Regions from separate parts of the Mus musculus genome. Here all the other regions are linked to region 2. The links are chromatin loops, found by intact Hi-C in ENCODE. Cell type or tissue: left cerebral cortex. All regions are shown on one strand.

Region 1 (8,000 bases), 360 kb after region 2:
ATTTTACTGTAAGGTTTTGAAGATTTGTAGATGATAATGAATTACTTGAATTGATAATTTTTAATAATTTTGTAAAAATGTAATGGGCTCCAAGTGATCAAAGATAGGAGGAAATTCTGATCATCAGAAAACAAAAAAGAACAAAAGCAAGTGGGGCTCTACTCTGCATACTGATAAGTTCAACAGCAATTCCTAGAAATGCTTCAGATAGAATATTAAGCTCTGATTTATAATAAATTCAGAAGGGTAACTGTGATTTCTAGAAAGTAACACAAATTTGCCAAGAGCAAGAACATTAAATTACGCTTATTTTTCAGTTGGATAGGGTTAGCAGCTCGCTGTGGCAGAGCAATAGAGGAGAGAAAATGTCTCCATTTCAGTAAAGCCATCAAATGGGCTTTATAATGTGCTTAAGGAATAGAAAGAGAAAGTTAAACAGGATGACAGGACCCTTCCCCAGAGACAAACACAGCATTGAGAGAAAATTCCAGAAGACGGCATCAGGCATGTAAAGATTCTGAGTAAAGGGAGTTGGCAGATTGTCCAATGGATAAATGAATTGAGATAACATAACATAGCATAATGATATGGAAAATAGCAAATGTGAAAACTTTCGAATCTGAGTGAGCAAAATCTTTTCATTTGAATTTAATTCAAGTTGGAGATGGGGGTTGTACTTGACGCCTAACAAAGAAGGGAACTCTAAGCTGCACTAACACTCCCATTTCAAAGAGTGGAGGCGGGTGAAATTACATCTTCTTTACTTGCACCCTTAGTCATTCGGCTGAGCTTTGCCTAATTCATAGAGAAAGCAGTTAAGAATATTGACAAGACAGACAGACACACACACACACACACACTGTAAATGGGTAAAAACAACAAAAGGTTTATTTTCCTACTGAAACAGAAACTCTATGAGGGTACAAACTCTGTCTGAGTCTACAGAGTCTGGTACAGAGTCTCTAAATATTTGAGACAGGTACACTGCAGGGAGGATCAAGTATTGATAGGAAAGCAGACAGAAATCAGAACGGAAGGGCATCCATGATCATGCACATCCTCGTTCATAATTCAATAGGCCATTACTAGCATAAAATTTAGTTTCATATCTAAACATCCTAACAGTCAAGGCGATGATACAAACATATTTAAAAATCACTGTCTCATACCAAAACCTCACCATTGTTTTTTTCCGGAAGAAATATAGAGATCTTTTGCAATAAAATACTAGCAAGAATGTCTTATGGGATGCCTCAAGGAACCAACTCAATGTAAAATACTGAGAAACTCTCAGAACATAGCATGTTGGTTGAATGCTCATTATTCTTTTTCAAGGAAAGAGCAGAAAATCAAACATAGTTTAGTAAAAAGTAATTATGTTAGGGACCAGTGTGGGTGTACTCTCAGGATACAGGTCAAGAGTGTGCAGGTTCACTCCAGGTTTTGTGAATTGGTAGCAAAGAGACAGAAATTGAAGTGTCCTTAAGCTAGGTGGGCATTTTGAAACCAGTTTTGCTATTATCTGGGGAGTGGAAAATCTGAACTTGAGTTTCCTGGCAAGAGATGGAGCTATTTCATGTTGGTAACTGAATGCCAGATCTTTTGCTTACATTGGAGGGTCACACAATGTCAGTCTCACATCAAGGGATGTAGTAACACAGTGGGTATATTTAAGGCACAGTGAGGAGAGGGTTACGAGATCAGGACATTGTTTCCTATGAATAGTAGACAAAAACAGTCTCAGTATATTCAGTCAGAAAACCTCTGGGGAAACTAGAGTAAAGCCATCCTTCAGTGTATGATGAGCTTTCTGGGGAGGTAGGAGTGCATGCTTTCTGTAGTTGTGAGCTTGAAGAACCAATGGCAAAGGTTCTCTATGGAGTTGAGCCCACTGAGGAAGCAGTTTTCCAAGAGTAGAGCTGTGCCTAGCAGGCCTGAGTGGGCATAAAGGTTCAGGACCCTGGAAGGACTCAAAGAGAAACTGAACAAATGTCTTTCAGAGATGCTTAAAGATAACCACTTTGGGGAATGAAAGATTCGATCTGAGAGCCTTCTGATCACAAGGATTCATTGATCATTGAAGCAAGCTTCATCCAAAGCGTGTCCCAATCTGTATGTACACAGTGTAGCCTCTGCTCTGATAGAAAGAAAGCCTTTTGAATTGCTTGTAGATTTTCAAAGTTCTAAATTGCTTACATTTTCCAGACCCTTCTTCAGAAACACAATAACAAAGTCAAAAGCACTAGTCCCCCAATCCCTCGATTGCTTTTTAATACTGCATACAATATGTAACATATCAGAATTCATGGTAGAACTTCACAGACTTTATAGTAATCGTTGTATTAGAGTATTACTACATAGGTCTTAGTAGCTCACTGTGAAAAACACCAAAACGTCATGCTACAGTTTTGTTGCTTTGCCGTGGAGGGTGAGATGTGCTTCGAAGAGACCTCCAGGTGAAAACTGGACATCTTTCATGGAAAAATTATGTACCAAGGATATTTCACAGAGCACTAAATTTATATAAAGACAGATAAATTTAGGATGCAAGAGCCAAATGTTGAGCCTTAGTCCTGCCAATGTGCTCATTAGACTGCTTCAATTTCACCTGCTAATGCATGATGCTGGAGGATCATCTAAAGTCACTAATACCAATACCAGCACACATGCTTTAGACATCATAATCTTTGATGCACCTACAAACATTTATGTCTTCCATACAATATACTAAAATGCTCACTTCATCATGGCAATACTTGAAATTTTATGAAGCAGTGTAGCTGTGGTTAATTGTTTTTATGTAAACAGTTCCTAAGGTCTGTATTTCTTAAGTATTTCTGTGTCTCTCATTAGAGTGCTTTATTTTAATCCCATGATCCTATATCATGTAATATTTAATGATCTCCTCTCCTCCAAAGGTTTCTCAATAAAACTGACAGTCCACCAAAATACTTGCAGCAGATTGCATTCTGGGGAGAACTGTATATTTGTGTCAATATCAGCAAAACCTCCTTGCTGAAGCCCTGTGAAATTTCCATGTCTGATATTCATTCTGTGTCTAGTTTCTTCACTGCAACATTCACAGTTGTTTGTGAATGTCTAGGGGTGTGTGTGTGTGTGTGTGTGTGTGTGTGTGTGTGTGTGTGCTTATGTATGTGCATGTGTGCCTGTTTGTGCATGTGTGCATGTGTGTGTATGTTCATGTGTGAGTGCTCGTGTGTGTGTGTGTGTGTGTGCATGCCTGTGCATGCATGGATGCATGTGTGTGCGCATGTGTATATGTTCATGTGTGTGCAAATACATGTGTGCGTGCATGTGTGCGTGCAAGAATGATAGCAATGTAATTTGCTAAGGTTCCTTTGGCAGAGCATCAGCTAGGCTTTTCTGAGTGCTATATTTGCATGCTGTTTTAATTCCAGCTAAGTGCACCTGCTCTGAAAGCACATGCCTTGGAATCAGGGCATCATTTGTTCAAACAAGAACCTGGGTTTCTCAGCTCAGCCTTCTTGCTAAATTACATCCCAGAAATTGATTCTTAATTAGCTAACATAAAAAGTTGATGGTACTTTTCTTGGCTAAACAGAGCAGCCTTGAGACTGGTAATATTTACTTTCTCATAAATACTCTTCTCATCTTAAAATAATCAGTGCTTTCCAAATGAGAAGCTTGGGATAAAAAAAAAATGTTTGGATAAGCATGAATCTTATCTGAAACAAAATAGAAATGCTTCAGATAAAATAAAGGCCAGAAGCTGCTATGGAGTCATTTCGAAGGAATATATTTATCTCATGGTAGTTTTAAGCTGACCACTGATGAGATTTCCTTGGTAAGTCGTGAGTAGCTACCAAATACGGCCATTGTCCAGTTCACAACCCTACCTCATAACCTGTCACCATTTAAATTACCATTTTAATTTTGTGTATAAGTATATTATAAATACATCAGTAGACTAATTAAACCTATATGCCATTTGTCAGAATGTTTTTAAATACATGAAATATAAATAATTACAAAAGATAAAATTATGTCAAAATTCAAGGGTTGAAGTATCAAACATGCTTGTCATATGGCAAGACATTAATTTATTAATCATTATTAATAATATTATATTATATTAATTATGTTGTATTGCGTCATATTATATTGATACATTATGTTATTAATGTATATTATTAATTATTATTAGTGCTTTATTATTAATGCATTTAAAATAGCCCCTAGCCAGGGTCTAACAATTGCCATAATCTGGAAATAATGATTACAAAAATCACTATTCAACATGAAATGATTGTGATTTTTTTTATTGATGGTATAAAATATAATATGACAATATCATTTCATCATAGTGAAAACTAAAATCAGCCTTTTTCCTACTCATTTCAAAAATGCCCTAATGCATAGGATCCTAATACATAGGATCCTAATACATACATAATACATAGGATCCTAATACATAGGATCCTAATACATAGGATCCTCAGAAGCCTATGGACATGGATCAAGACACTCAGATAGACAGTGTCCTACCACTGCCACTACTTGTTTTATGTATATATATATATATATATATATATATATATATACTTTTTATTAGGTATTTTCCTCATTTACATTTCCAATACTATCCCAAAATACCTCCATACCCTCCCACCCACTCCCACTTTTTGGCCCTGGAGTTCCCCTGTACTGGGGCATATAAAGTTTGAAAGTCCAATGGGCCTCTCTTTCCAGCGAGTGCATGCTATTCAGAACTCTAAGTTCGTCTATACTATCTACGAGATCTTTCATAACTACTAAACTAAATACAAAATCTACCTTAGAAGCATCTCCTCTCCAGGCTTGCAGCTTTCTTGTGTTGTACTTCCTTCTGGGATATATTCCTCTAGTAAATGTTTCATGCTAATACATCCCTCTTGCAGATCATCTCAAACAGGAAGTGCACATTTTCCTCTGCCTTTCACTACCACCCTGTGTGTACCCCTTGTCCATTTCCCTGTGTGTACCAATTCCTCTATGGAGAGACCCTTCAGTTGATCAGTGAACTTCAAAGTCTTGATATGGTCTTCAATACTAAGATACTCAATATACACTTTCTGCTGGACTGAAATGTCTGCTGTGCAGAGACATGGATTTATAGGACTGCTCCCCTTGACTCTTGCCTCATCTCAAACGAGCTAGCTTGCAGGTGTTCATCAACTCCATCTTACTGATGAATTAGTGAAAACTGGACACATACTTGCATCTCATCCTGATTCGTACAGTCCTCACACTAGAGTATTCCTTTACCCCCATAATTCTTCTCCCTAGCTCCATTTGTACCATCAGGGTGGATGGGTTGTTTTTGTCTCCAGGAAAGCTCCTTTAACCTCAGCTTCAGCCCCATGACATGCAACTTTTGTGTTCTCCTGGAGACCCACATTGAAAAGACTGTCCAACTGTGTTTCATACTCTCGTCTCTTCATCATTAAATATTAAGTACTTTTAAACAGCTGGCCTTCATTTTCATTTTGAATTGGATAACCTATTCCTATTGGAGAATTAAGTCCTAGAGAGAATGGGTTTCCCCTCCCTTAGCAGCCACTGACTGCCTGTAGTTTTCATGTAGGGGTAGGCCTTCTGAAACACTGGAATGTTGACTGACATGTTTTCAGGTATTGTTTAGGGAACTGTGTTGTTAAGATTTCATGGATACAGCATGCCTTTCATATCTAGAATACACTATCCAGCACTAGGTGTTCTAGCACTCTGGCTTTTACAGTCTTTCTGTCTTCCCTTGCACAATGTCCCCAGAGTCTTGGGTATAAATGTTCTACTGCAAATATGTCTCTAACAATTATTTTTTAATAAAGTTTTATTTGCACTGGTCTGTTGTCTATAGAAGCTTTCACATTACAAGTGTAAAACCATGTAGTTATGACAGTCAGAATAACATGATGAAATATTTGCTACCTGGTACCTTAGATAATATGTTTTCTGACCTGAGATTAATATGTTTTGCTTCACTGTGATGAAATGAAAATTTGAAACACCAATCAACTTGTCACCATATAACAAGTCCTGCCTCTATATGAGAAACTATAGACAGTCAGCAGCTGCTGAGGGAGGGGAAATGCAATTTCTCTAAGAGTTAACCTGATAGGTTATCCAATCCCAAGTGATCTGTCCCAAACAGATATACATATGAGCAACACTTAAATGGATGCAGTGTTACATATTTATACATATACATACATACATATATATACATATATATATGTATATATTTACAGAAGAAAAGGTCATGGATTTGAGAGGGGTCGAGACTAACACAGGAGATATTAAAAGGGAAGAGTGAGGATTTGAAAGGATGAAATCCAGGGAAGGGGGGTGGAAACATGTACAATTCAGAGGGGGTGGAGGACACTAGGAGAACACAGCTCACTGAATCAACTAAGTAGGCTTCATATGAGTTCACAGAGGTTGAAATGGCATGCACCTGGCCAGAAAATTCTGCACCAGGTCCACTGTGTATATTACAACTGATAGCTTGGAGCTTTTTCGGGGCTCCTAACAGTGGGAGTAGGTATATCACTTACCCTTTTGTTTGCTCTTAGGACTTTCTTTCTCCGATTGGGTTGCCTTGTCCAGCCTTTGTATGAGGTCTTTTGGCTTTCTTATTATATCTTGTTTAGTCATATTTGGTTGTCTCTTGGAGGCCTGCTCTTTCGGAAGTGAAAGGAGAGTGGATCTGGGGGGAAAGAGAGGTGGGAGGGAGCTGGAAGGAGGAAGGAAGCAAAACAGTTGTTGGGATGTATTGTATGAGAGAACAATTTCCTTTCAATAAAAAATACTTATACGTAAAAATCTCAACAATTTTGAAAGAAGCATAAGGAAGCAGACTCATTGCTGAGGCCATAGTTATCCAATCCTTGACTAGAGTGCTGGGAACTGTGAGTCTAGCATGGTAAATGGACTTTCTGAGTCTCGGTACAAGCCACAAGGAAGCAGAGTTTAGTTGCTCTGTAATAAGGAAGGGCTTATAGAATGAGCTTGCTGGACATCAGTAATGGTGAGATTTAGTCTTTCGCACTTTCTCAATGGTTCTGATTTGTTTTGATAGCGTGCATTTCAGCTTCAGGTTTGAACAGACTTCCCTTTTATTTGAGATTTTTTCCTTGAGAGCTCATCACTCATCCCTACTCCTTACTCAACCCTAGAAGTCCCGTATTTACAGAAACATCATTACAGTGATTAATAGAAAGTCCTTGCTCATTACTTCTAATATCTGTCACTAAAATATGAGGAGAGAGAACCTCAAGCCCTTTCCTCTACCGCTTTGACTGTAGAGCTGGAAAGTCCACGGGTGGTAGAGAAAATGCCTCTGTTTTCCTGTTCTTCCTACTAATATAAAAAATATAAATTAGACTCCATAAGCACGTGGGTTTATAGGACTGTAAGTATCATACAACGACAATGGGCACTTAGCAACCATCACATACAATGTCTGGTATTTTGCAGGCAGACTTGACAAACAGGGATTTTTTTCTGCTTCTTGAAAGGAGAGTCTGCATTCTCAGATAGGAGAACAAAACCACAATTCAGTCTTGCTTAGGGTTCCTTTTGGCAGAGGAGTTGTATGGGGAAATTCACAGATTCCTAAGTGTTAACATTTAAATGCAGTATCACACAAAACATAGATACACACACACACACACACACACACACACACACCACAACACACAAAGTAATCAATACCTACAACCATGTCTTCATGAGTTAAGTTGCAAAAAGAGCCCCATTTCTCTGAAATGCCCTAGTGCACACTGATGCTTAAAGTACTCAGTAATTATTTAGGTCAGACATGTGCAAGGGAATCAGGTGCTTTGTTTGTTTTAGGGACAGTTCTGCACAGTTCTCATTAAACTTCTCTTCTGTTATTTTGCAGTTTTCTCCTTGTGTTTGGTTGCTTGATTTTGTCAGTGTTTTCTACCATCCCTGAGCATACAAAATTGGCTTCAAGT
Region 2 (8,000 bases):
TACAAGCAGAGAGGTAATCACAAGTTAGAGGCCAGCCTCGGCTAAATATGTATCCTCAGGACAGCATGGGCTACAGAGTGAGATCTTGTGGCACAAAACCAAAATAAAGAAATAAGTGGAATTGTCATGTACTTTTACTATTACCCTTTCATAATATTTTAGTGTAATTGTTACTCATGAAATAATGTTACATTATTTCATGCATGGCTCACTATGCCTACTGATATTTCAGCAAGAAATAAAAGGCAGTTTCCTAGCAACACCTGTATTCAAAGGAGCAGCAACAACAATAAAAGCTTAATTACAAACACTTTCTTTTCCTCAAAGTTGACTTTTGCCTATCTAGAGAAGTCACTGGGTTACAAGGAAAACATGGCACAGATCAAGGCCTAGGAACAGGTATGAACAGAGTCTCTTAGACTTTCCTTTCTGGGATTGAACAAGCAGGATGATCCCCTAGGGTTTGCACCAACAGCAGAATGGGTACTCCAACTGGGAGTCAGGATGCTGGGTTCCTAGTGGCCCATCCTGTCTGTGAATACACAGACAAGCCCCCTTCTCTGGGTTTGTGATTAAGTGGATGGCACTCAAAAAAGATAGTTACAAATGTCTTAGACGTCTATAACCCTTACTAATTGCAGATGTCCTTGCCACCTTCCCACCCGGGTTTATTAACATTTTCGAAATAGACATCATAGCTTCCCTGGTATGATCCCTGCATCCTAGGAAACCATCATTTGGACATTAAGCAGCTGAGTTCCTGGGCCTTTCAGAAGGGGAAACACGCTCTTGAGTCCTGCCTTAAAGAGATTTCCTGCCTGTGTGTGGGGCCAGGCCCCAGAGTGAGGCAAAGGTGATCTAATCTCAGTTGAAGTTTGCAGCAAAGAAAACAGCTTCCTTTAAAGGGGAAGTGGCCTTTTCATTTTCTTATTTTCAGCAAAGCTAGGATTTTTTTTTCATGCCGACAGCGTGTGCACGAGTCATTTTAAGTCTCTACATCTTTCACCCTGAAAGTCCCTGCACAGAAACTCCACGGGGAGTCTAAATATAGCTGCACCGAACTACCCCCCACCTCAGCTCCCACCTTCAGCCAGGGGTCTCCACGCAGCTCTAGGATTGGAGAGCTTATTCCAGGACATTCTCTTTGCATCTGCCTTGAATAGCAGGGCACGGAGCAACCTCTCTAGCACCTCCACGGTGTGTGGGTGTGAAGTGTATTAGAGGAAAGCAGGAGTGACTCTGAGTGTTGATGCTTGGCTCACACGTGGTACTGCTGCCAGCTGCACAGCGCTAGGGGTTAGTAGTGCCTACTGCCCAGAGGTTTGAAGGGAAACAAGGTCTTGCTGAGTAAGAACCAGGAAGAGGTCTTCACAAAACAATAACGATAAAAATAAAAGTAAAACTCTTAGCTGACGTTCTGACTGTAGAAAGCAGCTGTCTGTGGGCGTGGGTGTATGCACGGGGTGTATGTGTGGGTGTGTTGGTAGAGTATTATCTGCTATGGGTGAGACAACCAAGATAAGATTTTTGCCTTAGTGTTGGCTGGTATTCATGGAAGTGAAAAAAGGCTCAGGGATGGCCACTTTGCTACTGACTACCATGACTTTGTGTTGAAAGCATAGTTCAGTTGAACTTGGCGATTATTACTTTTTTTTTTTTAAATATTTGGGAGGAAGGCTGCTCTATTAGAAGGAGTTCCCAATCCTGGTGTCCTCTCAGTTTCCCCATCGCTGAATCTGTTGTTTAATTGCTAACAATATTTTTGAAAGGCGGAGTTCTGAGCCAGCAGCACCATAATCTCACTCTCATCCAAGAGAAGAGATGGGCTTTGGGGCGCCCATTTTCCAGAGGTGGTGGGGGATGCAGTCAGTGGTTCCCTTTTCTCTAACATTGTAAGTTACAGCATCCTGTCTGAGAGGCAGGTCCTGGACTCACTATCCTCCATGATCCCTCTCGAACTCCCTGGGGACGCCACAGTCGCGGCGGAGATTTAAGCAGTTTTATGACTTTCTTTCACTTACATGGAAATTTCTGGAAGGAGAGAAGTGGGCTCCTTTTCCCAGGCTGCTCTGTCAGGAGGAGCTCCCTCACCACGAAGGAGCTACTTTGGAGTTTTACGCCCTCCCCACACCCCACCCCTGGGGATGGGAAGGATGTTCTGCGACTCGCAGGCTTGTTGTCTGAGGCTAGGATGGAAAGTCACAGCCTGCAGGCTGGATTGAGTCGCGGGAAGCTGCTGGGTCCCTGCCTGGCTCTCTCCGGGTGTGTCCATTGAACTGCGGTGGGCTGGTCCCCAGCGCGGGAACCCAAGCGCCACTGCCAGAAGCTTAGCCCCCGCTGGCTCGCTCCTAGGCTAGCCAAAACCTGGAGGGTAGGACAGAACCTTTCCTGCCCACACCCATCACCCGAGGATGGCAGGACCAGGCGCGGCATAGCAGCGGGAGAAGCCCAGAGACCCGCTCGTCCAGTTTATTCAAGAGGCAGACTTCGCCCTCCGGACAGCTCCGAGTCCCAGGAAGAACCGAACCAAACTCATCCTGGGAGACCGACTTAGGGTCAAGCCGGTATTCTGCCGGGGTGCAGGGGACAGACAGACTCGAACCCTGCTGGGTGTGCACGCGTGCGAGCGTGCCTCCGGGCATCCCGCACACCCTCAGTCCCGTGTGCCGACACTCCTCGGGGAGGAGGGAGTGGCAGCCACCAGACTAAAGGAAAGCGAGGGACACCTCACAAAGTGACGCCCCCAACAGGTCCGGATTTGGAATTGGAAGCGGCAGAAATCCGGACCTCCCCGGGCCTGCTCCGCACACCCCGCCGCCCCCGCCCGGAGCCCCGACTCTAGGCTAGTCCGCCCCCCCGGGGCGCCCCGTCGGCTGCGGGTTTCCTCCTGCAGACCTGCCCGCGCACATGAAGCCGCTGCCCCCGCCGCAGGCGCCAGCGCCCCCCTCGCGGTGCCCGTGGTGATGCCATGCCCCGCCACCACGCGGGAGGAGAGGAGGGCGGTGCCGCCGGGCTCTGGGTGAGGAGCGGCGCGGCGGCGGCGGCAGGCGCGGGTGGGGGGCGCCCGGGCAGCGGCATGAAGGATGTGGAGTCCGGCCGCGGCAGGGTGCTGCTGAACTCGGCGGCCGCCAGGGGCGACGGCCTGCTGTTGCTCGGCACCCGCGCGGCGGCGCTCGGCGGAGGCGGCGGCGGCTTGAGAGAGAGCCGCCGGGGCAAGCAGGGGGCCCGAATGAGCCTGCTGGGGAAGCCGCTCTCCTACACCAGCAGCCAGAGCTGTCGGCGCAACGTCAAGTACCGGCGGGTGCAGAACTATCTGTACAACGTGCTGGAGCGACCCCGCGGCTGGGCGTTCGTCTACCACGCGTTCGTGTGAGTACCCGCGCCCCCACTTCCGACCCCGTGTGCCCCTAGCCATGCCCTCTGTTGGGGAGCCCCGGGGCGCACTTGGCGCCCGCGCCCTGGCCTTAGGCGCGGAAACGCGTGCGCGCTCACACGCAGAGCTACACACACGTGGTGGTTTTTATTTCTTTGCACGTGTTGCCATCGGCCCTCTGGAGCCCTCAATCTCTCTCGTCCCACCTCTCGCTCTGGTTCACATAGAGCCCTTTTGCCCCAAAGCACCCAAGGGACTAACGGGTCAGTTCCAGGTACCTGGGTGATTGAAGGCAGAAGCCGGACTTAGGCGACTCAGATAATCGGGAGCGATTAGGTCCTGATATGCGGAAAGTTAACTGAGTGGGGCGCCCAGGAGCTGGGGATAGCTCCGGGAGGTTGTGCACCATCCCGAGACTGGAGAGACTGGGAGGGCATGACCGGGTGGGATGGAGTGGCGAGGAGAAGGTTAAGAGTGGGTCCACAGTCAGCTCTGGGGTCAAGCAGAGGAAGCTGCTACGTGATGGAGAGAGAGAGAGACTAGGTTGTAAGCGCGCCCGGAAACACGCCTGGCCACCATCACAGCTGTCATCAACGGAAAATCTGTCAGTGCACGTAGTAGTCATTGCCACATAGAGGTGGTCAGAGTCTAGAGGGCTACCCAAGCTCTGTGGCAGGCAGTGCCAGCTGAAAGTGGAGAACTGGGGTTCAGGAACATGGCCAGAGGTGCTGTAGTGGAAATGCACAGGGGCCAGCTGTGACCTGAAGCAAGCAGTGTGTTTAGTTGACACTTATGGCGCCGAGATAAAGTGTGTGTGTGTGTGTGTGTGTGTGTGTGTGTGTGTGTGTGTGTGTGTGTGTTGACTAAGCCCTCACCATCTAGCAGAGTATGCGAGAATGAAAATGAGAAAATGGTTGGAAGCAAATGTTTATTTTTCCCTTAGGCATTAGAAAGCTTTCCGTGGCTTTGAAGTTTACTACTGTTTTGCCCGACGTCCATTCATTCAATCTCCTGTTAGAGTTAGGTGAATCTGGACGACAACTTAAGGTTGTTTTCATGTCTATACACCCTGTCTAATTTAATCTTTTTAGAGGAAGCCCCGCCTCTTCTTGCCCCGTCTCTGCCCCCTCCTTCTTTATGTTAAGATGAAGTACAAACATATTAGCCTTAGAAGACCTCCAGAGAAAGCTGCAGGCACATACTGATTGATTCCTTGTTTCTTACTTGGTTAAGATATGTTTGGAACAGACCAAAAAGACCTTTCAGAAATGAGGCATGCCGTCCTATACTTCTCCCTTATGTGGAATGAAGAATTGGCACAAACCCAGGAAAGTTAAAAAAAAAAAAATCATAATATCAGGAGAGAAGGAGCTGCTTTTATAAATAGGTGAACCTGAAATGTGACCAGGTAGAACTCAGGAAACTGGTGGAGTCTGCACTCTGGGGCCCCAGTGTCTGGGAATTTTTACAGTTGCAGATTGTTGTGAGCATGTAAGCTTAGGTGACCTATTCCAGCCAGCTTCATGTGTTTGCAAGGCACACATAGGGAATGTTGTATTCTGTCTAGCGTCATTACACTCAAAATATAAGGTCTATCCTTTGCTGATGAAAGAGTCATAAATATTTGAATGTAATTAATGATAGACACCCATGACACTTGTTAAGCTCATCTCCTTGGGTTGATATACAATTAATTTAGTATTTAATGATCTAATAAATTATTTTGACTGTCAGACTATAATATACATTTTTAAAAAGGAATGCTGAGGCTTAATTTGCTGTAAATGTGCACAGTATGGATGATGATATTTTTAGACATGCTCAAAATATTCATGGCTTTGAGTTTTAAATATGATGTAATATAGTATTTTTTATTTGGGTAAAGTACATGGTATGGGTTCAGAGGAAGCTTGACACTGTTGCACATATTGATGTCTCCTAAGCATTGTTTACAAACAGGAGTGAAAATTTCTCAAAATGCAGCATTTTCTTTTTGATGCCTGGTGGATAAAGCAGTGTTTCTGTTTTTGTTTTTGTTTTTTAAACTTTGATAATTTTTGTTTGTTTGTTTGTTTCTAGTTTAAGAATTTTCTTGCTAACTAGTTTTATCAGTGAATTCTGTGAGGGATAGAACATGAGTTGTGTGCTTGCCAACACAGTATTGCTTATGTAAAGTTCTTCATAATGTAGCAAAGAGCCTTGAGGTCTGTAGGCAGGGAGCAGCTGAAGATACATAGCACAGAGTCAGAGGCTGGGGGAAGGACAGGGGGGGTGTGGGGGGATGGAGGAGGTGGAGAGTAATCACTACTTATGAGTTTAAATGAGGTTTTGAATAGCTGGAATTTACACATTACATTAATAAAGCAAGGTTACTTTGAGCTGCAGGTCCAATAAGACCATTCCAGGAAACGATAAGAAAATAATTTCTATAGAGGTGTAATATATATAATATATAATATAGAGGTGTAATATATAATATATAATATATATAATATAAAGGTATAATATATATATATATATATATTATATATATAATATATATTCTATAGAGGTATAAGTAACTAATGCTCTGCCAGCCTGGGAATCCTCAAATCTGACTTTAATAACAGTTTTTGTAGGGTATTAAGCTCCTTGCCAAGAACAAGCACAGTGTGATTAATGAGGCAGTTCAGGGATGAATTTACTTGGTTAGCCCAGGGTTTCCACAGCCAAGAAACCAGAGAAGTATGCTTAACATTCATTATGCTTCAGGTAAAGAGAATATTCTGTTAAGATATGCAAAAATAATTATTATTATAATGACATTTTAATGGTCTAAAATGTGATCTGATGAGTGTATACCCCAGCCTACTGGTAAGAATGCTGGCAAGAACAGAGATGGTCTGCTTCAAGGGAGTTCTTCCTGTGAGTTTGTGGGCCTTGGGAGATCCAGGCATTTCCTGCTTTTTTGGAGTCCCCGGGAAGCAGTGTGTTCTGTCTTCAGCTGTGATACAATTAACCAGATGAGCTCTTAAAATAGGAGATGGTTTCTCTGAGTTGTTTGTTCCGTTTAAATTGCCCTTCTTTGGGGAAGATTTAGAAGAATTATGGTAGTTGTAGAGGAGTTCATGAAAGGATTCCTAATGTAAATTTGTGCTCGTGTAGCAAACACGATCAGTCCTGAGGACTCACAGGAACACCCATGCCTGCCCCAGAGAGGTATCAATGCAGATACATCCAGCTAACCCATCACATTGCCCAAAGCATCCTGTCCCTTTTAGGACTGTGGGTGAGAATTCATAAATACTTTAAACTAGAATATTCCAACCCCCCAAAACTAGGGAGCCTGGAGTATAATAATAATGATGATGATGATAGTTATTATTATTATTATTATAACTATTATTATTATTATTATTATTATTATTATAACTATTATGCTAGCTACTACTGACCATACAAATGACCATTAAATTTCATTCATTTGCTGTGAACTCTTTCTACAGTTATATCTCTTTCTGTCCTTTGCTGCTTCCTCAGTGCCTCTCTGTTTCTCAGAATCTCTCCTCTGCTTCCTGGTCGTCTTTCTTCTATTTACAACCCCATAGCTGCCATTCTGACACAAGTCTTATTAGTAATGGCCAAATATGATTACATCATATATAGGTTTATCCATCTACACATATCTGAGTGTCTGTGGTACATGCTGATTTCTAAATTATGAGGCCTCTGATTTCAAGGAGGACGAGCATCCGTGTGATTTTTAAGCATTTCAACAAGTGTGAGATGATGCTCTCAGGGCTGTGGCAGAGAAAACAAGTTACAAAATAAAATAATGCAAGAGAGACAGCAAAGCCACTCTGGACAGAGAAGCCAACAAACAGCATTCAAAGTGGAAGTGAGGCCTGGGCTGAGTTTGGATGGTCAAGTAGCCCATTTTCAGAGGAGCAGAACGGGGTGGGTGTGTGTGAATGAGCTATCTTGAAAGAGAAAACAGCGTTAGTGAAAGTGTGTGGTCCCAAGTGTGTAGTAACTGTAAGTACTTTAAACTCATTGCAGGATAAAGCCATCTTCAAGGAAAGGAGTGGGGGGCTCACAGCTTTCTCGTAGCTTTGATGATGGAGATGGTCATGGAATTGCATAGGCTGGGTCTGTCTTTACTCTTTACCCTGTACGAAGTAGAGCTGAATGAATGGCAAAAATCAAGAGAACACATCTTACCTTGGAAAGTGAATCGGAGAGGGGATTTAAAATGGAGACAGTGTGGTGTGTAATTAGGTGGAAAGAGTATTTCAACTTTTCCATTCATTCTGAGCTTTTTTTTTTTAATCTTTAAGTTCACCCTGCAAATGTCTTTTGGTTCTCTATGTTGCTCTGGAAAAAGTGGGAGATGACTGCCCAAGGAGCCAAGGGAGTGAAGGTGGGGATAAAAGGCAAGGTTTAATCAGAAATGTTTCTTTTTCTCCTAGAATCCATTCTTAGAGACTTTTGTACAGTGACTTTAGATCATTTCCCCTCCAAGTCCTCCTCAACTCCTTCTGCTTCCCTCCCCTACATTCATATCTTGTTGTTTTAATAGCCCTCTGCATGGTTGTAGGGCTACCCACTGGAGTATTCACAGTCCCAAAGATGGGGGTCACACCCCTAA
Region 3 (8,000 bases), 250 kb before region 2:
AACACAGGTGTCAAAACAGAGGGAACACCACATCAAAGGAAAACCAAGAAATTGGGACATCCCACACAAAATACTGAGTTCCCAATGATATTACGAAACTAGATGTGTATAAAACACAGGATACTGATTGGTGTCCAGACAGCTCAATGTATGGTAACAGTCTGAGTCACTTTTGATCTTGTTTTAGCGGCTTACATACAAGTAAGGATTCCTTAAGGCTGTCATTACATTTTTATTACATTTTCTATTATTTTGAAGGAAAGGCCTTGAAGAACATCTACCAAGAGTAGAGGTTTTGATGGAAAAGTAGAAACAAAAGAGGTTAATGGAATGTGTATTCCTATTTCTTCGTCTAGTGTCTGTGAGACTTAGAACTAGGCACTGAAACCTTGTAAGCTCAGGTTTTCAAAACATCTGTTGCATTAGGGACCCCTATCACATCTACCTTTCATGTTTGCTATGTTACAGACAGGTAAGTATTTAACATACTTGTATTTATAATATGTATATATAATAATAATATAATTGTATGTATAACATACATAATAACATATGTGCATAATATACATAATATAAATAACAAAAATATAAGTATATGTATGATAAGTAACTATTTAATACCCTTGCTTTGTCACATGCATATAACAATTGGAGATTTGGTGATTTTAATTCCTATTATTATTTATTCTCAGGGAATGCAAGCTTGTGATTAGCTTGTGGGGAGGACTTAACAAACTTTGGGAAACAATGGATCAGAGCTTTTAAACACAGCCAACTCTCTTTATGATTATTTCCCAAAAGCATAGTACAAGATGGAGAGGTTTTCAAATGACAAGTTCCACTTCAAGACACCAGTGGCTTTTACACAGAGAATAACTGGAAATTCAAAACAATATCCCCAGCTTCCTGTCAGGCATTGTTCTTTTCCCCCGGCGATTTATTCTACTCTGATACAGACATAATGCTGTCAATGTGTGGTCTGGAACTTTTTAGATGTCCTTTTAGACTGGAAGGAAAATTATATTTCAGGTTTCTCGGATAGGAAAAGCAGAATGCCACTAATTTATTTATGATTCTGTTCCGTCCAATTCAGTAAGCGCATGCTTTAGCTTTCTACTGGAAAAAATAAAGGCCTGGTCTCCCTTACCAAGAGGACCTGAGGAGCGAATAGTTTCTAAATGACACCAAAGAATTCACTGTGTCTCTTAAGACAAGCCACTGCCCGCTCTCTGATTTTCTAACACAGAAAAAGCAATAGTCACAAGCAATCTGCCTTCAGTCAGGAGGGTTAGAAAAGACAAAGTCAATATAATAACAGTGGCTGATATTTACTGAGCAAGTAAATATGCCACTTCACATGGAGGTATAGAACCTTTAAATAACATAACTGAAGTCACCAAGTACAGAGTTCTATTCAAATTCAAATAGTCTGTACTCAACCCTGATGCATCCCAGTAACTTGGCAGGTGAAACCTCTCACCACAACACATTTTAGTATATCAGCAGAGCTGGATATCTTTCAGGGCCCAACTCTAGTAGAAAATTTGCCTGCTTTTTATTCTTCTTGTCTTTGGCAAAGATATGTGTGTGGCTAACTATTTTAAGACATCCTTTTTGGGGTTGTGACATAAAGGACTATTCACCCCACATAGAAAACTCATTAAAGACCAAAGTGACAAACTCTAGATCATTGCAGACTGACGAAACAGAGTTTAGTTACTTCAGGGTTATAGATACCTGATCCTTAATCCACTATTGAGGATCAGGGATATCTTAGAGGCAGTTGTGTCATGGAAAGGATCGCCACCTGCTGGGATGATGACCTGAGAATCTCACCCCAGCAGAGCTCTGCAAGGCAGCTGCAGGTAGCTTGTGGAACAGGAGAGGCTCCTTTCCTAGCAGTTCACAGTAACCTTGTGGAGGGGCCTTGTGGATCTCCTTAATTTAAGAAACCTCAGGGGTCCCTTACTTCCTCCTCAACTCAGAGGAAATTTGTTAGACAACATCACCATTGTCTCTTGACAAGAAAACAAGCTTCTTTGGTGTCATCCTGACCTAAAGAGACAACAATATTTTCAGTGTGGTCCATTCTGTGAGTCTAAGTCTGTATTTTTTATTCCTTCTTGGGAACTTTTATTCCCCAAAGTCTTGATTCAAGGAGAATGGCCTATATCTTGGCATTCTTCACCTGCATAAACTCTCCACCATACTAATTACAGCTGTGGATCCTGATATTCTTAGCAATTGCCCTCTATAACAGAACACTTCTTTCTTGAGGTCATTTTGCTTAGCTGCATGCAAAGCACAAACATTCAAATAGAATCTTGCTTCAGCCAAGGGGAATGGAGATTGATGCTACATCTGTTGCATCCTGTCTGTTCCACCTTACATTTAGTCAGAGCAATCTCTCTTGAGCACCAGCCAACTTTATTGATTTCCATGTTTTTTTTTGCTACCACAGAAGATGAACTTCCCTTCCACACACTTCCCTTCCAGGCTTTCTTGATCTGGTTACCCTGACATGCAGCGTGACTCTCCAATCTCCAGGTGGACTCACTCTTCTCTATCACGGTTTTCAGCTTCTTTTTTTAATAGTCTACCTTGCTTACTCAACTTCCTTAATGATTCTTGAGTGTTCACTGTATACCAGGAAGCTGGTCAAGCACACCTTCCTCTCAGTTCAATTCTTACCAATATTTCAAACCCAGTACCCACTGTATGATTTACATTGCCTCTGCCTGGACTTTTCCAGGATTCAATAATTTACTTAATGTTTGTCTCTTTCTCAATGTTTAGAAATATTGTCTACCTCCTCATTTGGGTAATAACCATATGTAAGCCTTTATTAGGAGGAGCGGATTATAAGTGAACAATGTCAGCAACAAAGAAGTAAAGGACTGCAACAAATACTTTGAGATGTGGAATCTGGTCCGATCCAGCTAAAGTCTTCAGTTTCTACTTAGCCAGTGATGGTGACTTATTGCTGCCAACTGTGCAGATGCATATGAGGACATGGAGTCACTTCTACTTTCTCAAAGCGGATGGTGTTGATGCTTCTGGTCTGAGGACAGCGGGGGTGGGAGGCAGCAAGAGGGAACAATGTACTTTCAGCTTGCAGAAACTCTGTTCAAATCTCTTGGTTTTCTACCTTAGTATCTTTCCATTGATTTAAAACTTTTTCCTCCTCAATTTTCTGTATCTCTAAGCACCGGATTTACTTACTCTTTTTTATGTTAGGAATCAGAAAATAAGACAGTTGTCTGATCCCTGCTATATTAAAAATGTATATACTTTCTGAAAGTCTTCCTTTATGCTAGCTCCAGCCTAGACTCCCATACTCAATAATTTCTTCATTTATTTTATGCTACCCTAGTCATTTCCAACATATTTTCATACTGTAAATACTCTCGCTTACTCATTTAATCAAAAGCCCACTTTGTTCATTTTACTTTGTAATTCGTTTCCAGCACATCTTTTACAGCGCAATTGTTATGAATTTTCAATTTATTTTTACATCTATTTTTATAGCTGCCACTTCTGCAGTGTGCAAGATTTTTCTTCTTCTTCTTCTTCTTAACTTTAAAAACATCATTTCGGGAAGAAAGCTGTTCTAAAATCTGGCTTTTTCCTCAAACTGAACACCCACACAAAGGAGACAGGATGACAGAAGCTGAAGGTGGAAATGAAGCACAAGGTCACCTTGCCTCTAATTTTAAAGCAAATACAAAGATGTGTATGCAACAACATCTACATAACATAGTCTATATAACATAATATCCTATTTTAATCATAGAAAATAGTGTTGAATCTCACTTTATACTCTTGTTTAAAATTATGAGCTCTTTTAATAGGCCATATATTTTTTAAAGTCAGCTTATATTGGTGTGGCATATATATATATATATATATATATATATATATATATATATATATACACACACACACACACACACACACACACATACACTTTTCGTTTTAATGGAGAGTATAACTTTTTCTTGTCTTCAGGAAGAATGTCCCAGCTGCTCGTTGCTCCATGTAACCTACCTCACAGCCCGGCTAATTTAAAAATAACTCTGATGGTTTGCTGTCATCTCGTTTGGCAGAGAAGGTAAACTCACTGTGAAAGTCTTGCTCTGGGTTTCCATGCTGCTTCCCCGGATGAAGGTGACTGCTGAATCATCATTCAGCTTTTCTCAAACACATGGCTCTTCAGTAGAACCTCAGTTAAGGATGCCAGATGGGATACCTATATGTGGCTTCTCCGAGATGCCTTGGGTTTACCCCAGCGTGGTGACTTTCCCCCAGGCAACTATCTCAAAATAGAGGTAGAAGCAAAACTGTCCTGTGTGATCTAACCTAAGAGATTACATTGAATCCTTTCCATCCTCTAGCTACAATGGACTACTCAGGTAAATAAGAGAGTGAAAGAACTGAGGCTAGGAGTCGGAGAGGTGAAAATATAGCTCTCAACTTAGATAGGGTTATGTTGTAAGATATGTAAGATAAGGCTTTTTTCAACTGTCTTTTTTAAAAATTAACCTAACACAACTAGTTACATAACTAAACACTTACTATTCAAAGTGATCAAAGGATAAACTTTTAAGTTTAGACGCCATGTTCTCTCTCTGTTCGTTTCAAACCATGCATAGTGTCATCAAGGAGGTCTAACAAAATGCATAGCTCTTTATATTGCCCATTTTGTCTTAATCCTCCCTAGTCACTTCTTTTAAGCTTGATGCAGGAACTGAAAAGGAAGAGGGAGAGAGGACAGTCTAATCCATAAACTGTGTCCCCCACTTTTATGAGTGGGTCTAACTGTAACCCACAGGAAGTCTGCACTGCTTTTCTCCTTGCTTTTTCAACCTAAATGTCAGGCAATGTCCTTGTGCTTAGTAGAGTAAAACTGTCCACACATCCTATTAAAGAACTAATATTTTTAGGCCAGTGAGATGGCTCACCAGGCAGGATCTCTTGCCATGGAGTCTGATGACCAGAGTTCTAAAGACTGTACCCATTAGGTGGAAGGAGAAAATTTCCTTCCACAATTTGTCCTCTGACCTTCACATGTACACAGAGGCTCACATATGTGTATACACACACACACACACACACACACACACACACACACACACACGTGGGCATGCACATATCAATAAATAAATGTAATGAAATACTTTAAAAATACCTCATATTTGTGAATTAAGTCTTTCATATTTTCATATCTGAAACTTTATTTCTATCACGTAAATATCATTATCAGTACTAACAGATAATTGCTCCGCAGAATACAGACACTTGTATTTTACACTTTTCTGAACCCCACAAAAAAAGGTAAGACAAATTCTTATCACATACTTCCTCTTCCCCAATAAAATGAAAGGATCACGTTTCCATTTAAAGTTGACTTTATCCAGATGATACATATTATTTTCCTCTTTTTTAAATCCTAGAATAATCCCTCATGCCTCCGAAGTTTCCCCATGAAAACAATAACCCTGTTTTGACAATGTGTTCCCAATAAGCTGGTTGATAACATCTTTCTACCAAACATGATCAGTAGTAACAGGATGCAGGGAAATGGCTGATTTCTATCAGGAGCATGAAACAAACTTGGGAAAGTCCTGGTTAGTGTTCAGGGCATTCACAACTGAACACAAACCTGGTGGATTCATAGATGAACATAAGACTCCAATCTTCCGAACATCTACTAGAACTTTCTAAGACTATGTTCAGTAGAGGTTGATCAAGCCGTGGTTTGACATTAGTCATGAATGCCACTCAGTAGTAGTTTATTATTATTTTTTCAGTCTGGGACTCAAACACTCAGTGAAATAAGGCAAATTCTCTTTCCACGTCACTTCTGATGCTGGGGACATCAGTCATATCTTCCTGCATCATCAGGTAGCTTTGCTCTATACTCCATTCCCTTTCCCTCACCATTTCCAGCACAATGGTTTCTGTATACCCCCACAATTCAGTTTGGTACTTTGCAATTTCTGGCTTTGAGATCAGTATGAACTCCCTCCATCTCTTACACAATACAAAGTTATTTTCTCCCTTCATTTCTATATTTCATCCCATGTTTTAGTGCTAAGTCAAATTATCTGCGAATGTGTCTGCTTACACCTATGTCTCCAGCGGCCGGTACATGTACTGACACATATCAAATAAATACTGGGGGAATATTGTCTCCCTTCCTTATTGTCTTTTGAGGGATCCAGAGTGAGAGTCTTAAGTATACCTTCCAACTGACTTGTGGGGAGCTGAGAAGCTCTCTAGACCCGGGTCTTGGGAAGCGACTGATCAAGCCCAGATTCACCAATGGAGAACCAGAAGAAGACAATGAGAAAGAAGGTGATGAAGTCTTTCCCTGAACAACCACAGCGCAAGCTCCTGAGAAAGAAAGGCTTTGCTGGCATTTCTTTCCAATCTCTTATGTGTCACCATGCCTTGTAGCACAGTGTTGCCAAAGGCAGCTTGTGATTTAGGGGACAAAGGTGACCCACACTGGAAATGTCACTGTGTTCATCACAGCCTGTCATCCAGATTAGCATTTGGGAAGTAGATGGACTCTGTTGGTGTTCCCTAATCCTGTTTACTGAGTGATATCATCCAGTAATGTGTGGCCAAGGATGGGAGGAGGAGAAGCCTTGTAGCTGCCGGATCCTAGCAATATGCTAGAAACAGTGTGGTAAAAGCTCAGCAGCCAGGCACTGAAGAGCATGTCTGCAGAAGAAGGGAACTCAGATGTCCTTAGGCATTGCCATCATTGTGAAGCCGATTCTTTTTGTTAGAAAAGAACAGTTATTGAACAGCCCATTAGGGAAAAGAGTTACCTTCAACATTGTCTTTTTAGCCCAACTATCACTTTAATACTATAAGACAAACACGAAAAAAAATTATAAAAGTCAGCATTGCTATTTCTGTGTATTTTTTGTTTTGTTTTGTTTTGTTTTGTTTTCAGACAGGGTTTCTCTGTGTAGTCCTGGCAGTCCTGGAACTCACTCTGTAGACCAGGCTGGCCTCGAACTCAGAAATTCGCCTGCCTCTGCCTCCCGAGTGCTGGAATTAAAGGCGTGCGCCACCATGCCCGGCTTTATTTCTGTGTATTACTGACCTCCCCCTGATAACTATTCTTCTTTAATGTCCAATGAGAATACATAGACATAATTAGATTTAAAAAAAATTACCCTTCAGCCAGGCGGTGGTGGCGCACGCCTTTAATCCCAGCACTTGGGAGGCAGAGGCAGGTGGATTTCTGAGTTCGAGGCCAGCCTGGTCTACAAAGTGAGTCCCAGGACAGCCAGGGCTATACAGAGAAACACTGCCTCAAAAAAAGGAAGAAAAAAAAAAAACAAATTACCCTTCAAAGTGACAGAAGTAATGTGAGAATATTCTGTCAAAAAGAAAGGAGCATATGATTTGTCTAAGCATGGTTAAGATAAAAATGGGAAATCAAATCAGAAAGAAATGCATATCACAGCACACACTTACTCTAATTAAAACTCAAATCAAAGCATCCTGGAAAATGCTAATAGATCTGGCTGATGTGTTTTTTAGCGTATCATTTGCTGTATAGTGGCAAGGAAGTGAGAATTTTAAAAGGCAATTAGGAGCCTTGAGAATTAGAGGCCTCTGGGATGTCTCTCCTCATTTTAAACAATACGCTACATTGTCAATAGGTTTGCTCAGTGGGAGGTGTGGGGAAGAGCTTTAAAATATTCAAAATCGAAATGCAATTCTAATGCATCTGATGGGATCGGAGTTTCAGAAAACAAATATGAAATTGAGCTGCTTGCAACCTCTAGACACCCTGGCAGTGTTCCCATGGTTAAACATCTACTGTGCAGCCCACCTTGCCTAGGCAAGGCTGTCTGCTAAATAGCTGCTTTGTTCATCTGGACTGTAGACCTGGGCTTGTACTGTCGGCTAAATACACACTCACTCCCAGACTCAAGCACACACACGACCTTTATTTGTATAAGTGCTGTGTGATA

The links. Peaks named below come from ENCODE experiments on the same cell type or tissue, not always from the same donor. Only the 100,000 strongest peaks of a DNase experiment are listed, where the experiment ranks them.
Region 1: a loop joins it to region 2, with 3 times the contacts of the local background. A loop is called at or near these places in 3 of 42 quality-filtered maps.
Region 3: a loop joins it to region 2, with 2.8 times the contacts of the local background. A loop is called at or near these places in 2 of 42 quality-filtered maps.

What each region holds. Positions count from the first base shown.
Region 1 is chr1:21,593,539-21,601,538 of GRCm38, reverse strand. It overlaps Kcnq5 (potassium voltage-gated channel, subfamily Q, member 5), which reads left to right. Exons shown (of 14, transcript NM_023872.3): 2 at 7,925-8,000. Among named protein-coding and RNA genes, the nearest start is that of Khdc1b, 210 kb to the right of the region's middle. In left cerebral cortex, no CTCF peak of the experiment used is centred here; DNase peaks (open chromatin) are centred at 713 and 3,414.
Region 2 is chr1:21,956,550-21,964,549 of GRCm38, reverse strand. It overlaps Kcnq5 (potassium voltage-gated channel, subfamily Q, member 5), which reads left to right and starts at 2,608. Exons shown (of 14, transcript NM_023872.3): 1 at 2,608-3,369. The coding sequence starts at 2,969. In left cerebral cortex, a CTCF peak has its summit at 3,106; DNase peaks (open chromatin) are centred at 4,531, 5,529, 6,343, 7,273 and 7 more places; H3K4me3 peaks cover 4,064 bases; H3K27ac peaks cover 4,502 bases.
Region 3 is chr1:22,207,027-22,215,026 of GRCm38, reverse strand. No RefSeq gene overlaps it. Among named protein-coding and RNA genes, the nearest start is that of Kcnq5, 250 kb to the right of the region's middle. In left cerebral cortex, no CTCF peak of the experiment used is centred here; DNase peaks (open chromatin) are centred at 3,044, 3,583 and 4,212; H3K27ac peaks cover 2,141 bases.